Linked DNA regions of Homo sapiens: region 2 is linked to region 1. Evidence: read pairs that join two places in POLR2A ChIA-PET (ENCODE). Cell type or tissue: Panc1. All regions are shown on one strand. Links, peaks and the distances in the headings refer to the core of each region. The heading gives the core; the rest is flanking DNA.

Region 1 (2,914 bases), core at 328-2,827:
CCACAAACTTAGAAACTACCATCAGAGTGAACAGGCAACCTACAAAATGGGAGAAAATTTTCGCAACCTACTCATCTGACAAAGGGCTAATATCCAGAATCTACAATGAATTCAAACAAATTTACAAGAAAAAACCAAACAACCCCATCAAAAAGTGGGTGAAGGATATGAACAGACACTTCTCAAAAGAAGACATTTATGCAGCCAAAAAACACATGAAAAAATGCTCATCATCACTGGCCATCAGAGAAATGCAAATCAAAACCACAATGAGATACCATCTCACACCAGTTAGAATGGCAATCATTAAAAAGTCAGGAAACAACAGGTGCTGGAGAGGATGTGGAGAAATAGGAACACTTTTACACTGTTGGTGGGACTGTAAACTAGTTCAACCATTGTGGAAGTCAGTGTGGTGATTCCTCAGGGATCTAGAACTAGAAATACCATTTGACCCAGCCATCCCATTACTGAGTATATACCCAAAGGACTATAAATCATGCCGCTATAAAGACACATGCACACATATGTTTACTGCGGCACTATTCACAATAGCAAAGACTTGGGACCAACCCAAATGTCCAACAACGATAGACTGGATTAAGAAAATGTGGCACATATACACCATGGAATACTATGCAGCCATAAAAAATGATGAGTTCATGTCCTTTGTAGGGACATGGATGAAACTGGAAACCATCATTCTCAGCAAACTATCGCAAGGACAAAAAACCAAACACCACATATTCTCACTCATAGGTGGGAATTGAACAATGAGAACACATGGACACAGGAAGGGGAACATCACACTCTGGGGACTGTTGTGGGGTGGGAGGAGGGGGGAGGGATAGCATTAGGAGATATACCTAATGTTAAATGACGAGTTAATGGGTGCAGCACACCAGCATGGCACATGTATACATATGTAACAAACCTGCACATTGTGCACATGTACCCTAAAACTTAAAGTATAATAATAATAAAAAAAAAAAAGAGAGAGAGAACTGGGATAACCACTATGTTTAACCACCAGCTTGCAAAATTCCTGAAAATTTAACAACAGGTTTCCATAGACTGGTAAGAGCAGGCTCCAGAGCAGCACATGTTTTGTGTTTACTCCTTTGTTTTCGAAATATGGTCCTACAGACTGACACTTCATCAACACCACCTAGAAATCTGTTATAAATGCAGAATCTCAAGTTCCATGCCAGATATACCTAATCAGATTCTTCATTTTAATAATATGTTCAGATAATTTCTACTCAAGTTACAGTTTTAGAAGTCCTGGAAATTTTACTCTAAGTCCATGCCAGGCTCAAGGATGGGACAGTTCTTGATTAACTGAAAAGTGTACTGCTAACACAAGTTTTCAAATTTGGAGGGATATATTTTTAAAGCCTGTAACTGAAAAACTCAATCAGATTTTAAATCTTGAAAGCTAGGGGGAACATGGAATTGGGACACAGGTTAAAGTAGTTGTCTATGTGTATAATCCACATGACTTTAGATATAACCCAATTAAAAATAAATACCTACTTAATTGTCACAGCCATAGGAAATGCCTAATGATATAACAAAGAGTGTGTGTGTTACGGCACTTATGTCTTCCATGATGAAAACATCTAATTTTAAGTTGGATGTCAACAATCAAATTTTTCTTCCTAAAAGTAAGTATTTAAAATTCTATTCATAATGAACAGATCTGCACATGAAGAATGGAAACACTGGAAAAGACAAAAATGCAGAGATGGACTGAAAGTACTACTGAATGTAGCATTCCATAGACAGGCAAAGTAGGAGTTCTGAATTTTGCAGAGGATTTTGGAGAAAGGTGTTCCTCTCTTCTTTCTTTCTTTCTTTTTTTTTTTTTTTTGAAACGGGGTCTCGCTCTTGTCACCCAGGCTAGAGTGCAGTGGCGTGATGCCTCACTGCAACCTCTGCCTCCCCCAGGTTCAAGCAATTCTCCTGCCTCAGCCTCCCGAGAAGCTGGGATTACAGGTGCCTGCCACCACGCCCGGCTAATTTTTTTGTATTTTTAGTAGATACGGGATTTCTCCATGTTGGTCAGGCTGGTCTTGAACTCCCAACCTCAGGGGATCCGCCTGCCTCGGCCTCCCAAGTGCTGGGATTACAGGCGTAAGCCACCACACCCAGCCCGAAAGCTGTTCTTAACAATTTCAATAATCAGATGGATAACTTTAGGTGGATATCAATCTGCATATTCCTCCACCCGCTCAGTGCTTGATTTTCGATGACCTCGGAACAGAGAGACCGTGATGACAGAGATGAAGCTTCTCTATGAGCAGAACAACCGAGGCTTTCCCTTCAAATAGGCTGTTGTGGCTACTGATTATTGCTGAGTACCCAGCCTCCCCAAAATAGAGAGTAAGGCTGGATCCTCAATGTGGCACTGAAGCCTGGGTGATCCAGCCCGAGACGTGGTGGCTGAGAGGTTACACCAAACTGCTTCCATCATGGTGGGTATAGAGCCACCTTCACTGGATAAGGTATGCATTCTGCATATAAATTTACCTTCCCTGACTGTGACATTTTTGCCAGTATGACTGTCCATGAACTCACAAAATGCACCATCTACAGTCATGATATCCTGCTCAGCATTGCTTCTTCTTCTTCGTATTTTTTTTTTTTTTTTTGAGACAGAGTTTCACTCTTGTTGCCCAGGACAGAGTGCAGTGGGGTGATCTTGGCTCACTCCAGCCTCCGTCTCCCAGGTTCAAGCGATTCTCCTGCCTCAGCCTCCTGAGTAGTTGGGATTACAGGTGCCCACCTCCACACCCGGCTAATTTTGTATTTTTAGTAGACACGGGGTTTCACCATGTTGGCCAGGCTGGTCATCAGCTCCTGACCTCACGTGATCCACCTGCCTTGGCCTCCCAGAGTGCTGGGATTACAG
Region 2 (2,914 bases), core at 179-2,678, 190 kb before region 1:
TTGGGCTCAATTTTTCTCCTATGTCAGTAATTTTTTCTCCTAGACTAGTACAGATATCTTTATTGGAATTCCTTTTCACAGGTATTTTTAACTTAATATGGCATTCAATGCAAAACTCATCTTTTTAAAAAATTCGGTCCAACTTTTATACTTTCATCTTAATTAACAGTACCACTCGTGCTGAAGCCAGAAACCTAAGACTTTTCTTAGAACTAACTCTCTCCCTCATCCTTCTCAGGGCATAAGCCACTAAATCCTAACTTGTTTCTCAAAATGTTTTGTGAGTCAGAACTATGCCTATCACCATTTCTTCTTTGGATTGTTTCAACTGCCTCCTCCCTGGCCTGTCAGCCACCAGCGTTTCTGGAGAATACTCCAATTTATCCTCAGCGCATGCCACCATTAACTTTTCTTTACAAAGACGTGAATTCTCTGCTTAAAAACATTTGCTAACTTTCCATGGTCTATAAAAAATAAATCCAAATTCTTTGTCTTGCAAGGTTCTTAACTATTTTTCTGGCTTCATGTTTCTATGACATCATCTCCCACCTATTCTATACTTAGGCCATACTGAATTTCCCAATTTAGTACCTTTACCCACGTATAGGTCTGAGATTCTGAGTCCTAAGTCTGCTATTAACAAGCACTGCCCTGATACTACTGCAAATGGGTCTCCACACCACACTTTGAGAAACACCGCTGTGGAGCCCATCACAGGGACAGTGCCTTATTTATCCTTGCTGAGCTAATGAGCTCTTGCCCGAGTCCACAACTAATAAGCATGTAAAAGGCGGCAGAGCGCCGTGGCAAAGGAGCACAAGAGAGCCCACAGGAGAGGATGGGATCACAGCACGTAATGATGTCCTGACCTCTGATCCAAAATAAAAACGGCTGCAAGTGAGTAAAGAGTTTCAAACTCGGGTAGTGTGGGCAGTGGAAAAGTCAAACGAAGAGTCAAGAATGTGCTCTGACGCCTCTCCCCCGGGCCCGACCCTTACCGTGCAGCAAGTGCTCAGTCTCCCGCAGCTCCCGCTCCTTCTCGTTCAGCAGTTTGATCACCGCCAGCAACTCGGGCCTCCTGACCTTCAAATGGGCTTCAGACCCCGCCTGGCGCTCGAGGAAGGTCCGCAAGGGCCCGCCCCGGGTGAACAGCTCCTCCAGCGGCGGGCTACCGGAGCTCAGGGGCCGGCGGGCTGGGCCAACGGCCCGGCGGGGCCAGAGCCACCGGGCAGCGCCCCACAGAACCCGGGACCGCATCCTTAGTCCGAGATCGCGGACCCTGACCGGAACCGGAAGTTCCGGACACAGCAGCCCTCGCGACAACACCCAGAATTTGGAGATAAGGGTGAGAGCGCACCAAGCCCCGCCCAGCGCAAGCGTTGCTTTTTAAAGGATTTTCCGGAAGCCTTGGCGGGAACTTCCTGCCAAGCGTGAGAACGCTGCGAACTTCCCGGAGGCCAAAAGTTGAGGGGGCTGAGCGGAGCGTGATTGGGGAGGGGCGGGCCTGGGAGACCTTGGGCGCCTCCTCTGAAAGCCTCTTGGTAGGTATCCGGTTGATGGGTGACGTGTTTGGCCGGAAAGGGAGAGCAGCAGATTGCCCCTCTGTTTTCTGATAGTGAGGATTTCTTTCCCATGCACTGAGTCGGGGCCTCCAGAGCCGCAGTGCAGGGCAGTCGAGGGTCCGCTGCAGGGCGGAGGTCACAGCCGCGCAAGTCGTCAGTCTCCGGTGCAGGGCTGCCGCTGAGTCTTCAAGAGCGAGTTTTATTATGGACAGGCGTGTGTTTATTCCTCCTCCTTTTTTCCTGCTTATGTTTCTCTTGTCCACGGTGGGTGAGGTTCGTGGTAATAAGGACTTGATAAGTGTATTATGAGATAACCACTGAATGAATTTGCACAATAGACGTGCGTGCCCTTCATCTGCCGCGTCATTTACTTGCTTTCAAAGGACTTTATTATTCACCTGCCCATTCATTTTCACTTAGTCCCACTTATCGTCAGCTTTTTAAAGAGGTGGAGTGATTCCGTGTTACAGCAACCTACAGCCCAACAAAGCCTTCAGATATCTGCCTCCAGGAGTCCAACCCTCATCCCTTTCCAAAGAACTGGTAGCGGATAGGTGCCAGCAATACCGACATTTATTGGCACAATGCTTTGCACTTTTCAAAAGACCTGTTCACAGCTCAACGGAGAAATAAATATGAGGGAATAAACACAACCAAGACAGTCCTGGGAATGCAAGGGCTAAACGCTCAATCTGAGAACTGCCACTACCTAACTGGTTTGGGCAGCGTCTACTAAGTGGTATTTCACTGTTGAGAGAGGTGATATATTAGAAGTACGAAACTTCTAATTTATTCATAAAAAATAAAATGGTAAAAAATGGGAACCCTTATCAAGGTTAAAATATCCTTAGGTCATCTAATCGAAACTGTTAAGTATAAACATTCTTAGAAAATAACGTTTGCATTGCCTCTCTCTTTTCATCTCTTAGCACGATAACAAATGCAGAGTGAGTGGAAGAATGAAATGACTCTTCAAACATCAGGAAGCAAAAATAGTTTTTTGCTACTTAAAGGCTCCACCTAATTATCTCAGTTCTTTTCACTTTGTGTATTCAAGCTACACAACTTTATACAATCGTTCTGCTGTTGAAACCCATTTTATTTTAATCCTGATCTGAGGATAGAACAGGACTGATCAGGATGTTTTTATCTCTATTAGAACAATTGTTTCCCAAGTCTGAACTTAACTTTGAATTTATCTTAACCATGGAAATGGTGAGAATCACTTGAACTCAACATGGTATATCTCTCAGTTGAGTTCTCAGAACATAAGTCATTTCAACAATATATTTTATTATTTATAAAAGGTGAAACATTTTAATAATTAAAACCTTATAGAACAATGTAAAGAA

What was found. ChIA-PET counts read pairs that join two places held together with the same protein. Peaks named below come from ENCODE experiments on the same cell type or tissue, not always from the same donor. Only the 100,000 strongest peaks of a DNase experiment are listed, where the experiment ranks them.
Region 2: POLR2A ChIA-PET joins it to region 1 with 15 read pairs; 2 of 35 experiments call an interaction of 5 or more read pairs at or near these places.

Annotation. Positions count from the first base shown.
Region 1 is chr6:153,195,704-153,198,617 of GRCh38, forward strand. No RefSeq gene overlaps it. Among named protein-coding and RNA genes, the nearest start is that of RGS17, 66 kb to the left of the region's middle. In Panc1, for the core only: no CTCF peak of the experiment used is centred there; no DNase peak of the experiment used is centred there.
Region 2 is chr6:153,001,429-153,004,342 of GRCh38, forward strand. MTRF1L (mitochondrial translation release factor 1 like) reads right to left here and starts at 1,281. Exons shown (of 7, transcript NM_019041.7): 1 at 999-1,281. The coding sequence starts at 1,257. RefSeq lists silencers at 1,029-1,088, 1,099-1,208 and enhancers at 1,438-2,438, 1,529-1,638. In Panc1, for the core only: no CTCF peak of the experiment used is centred there; DNase peaks (open chromatin) are centred at 1,373 and 1,833; H3K4me3 peaks cover 2,500 bases; H3K27ac peaks cover 2,240 bases.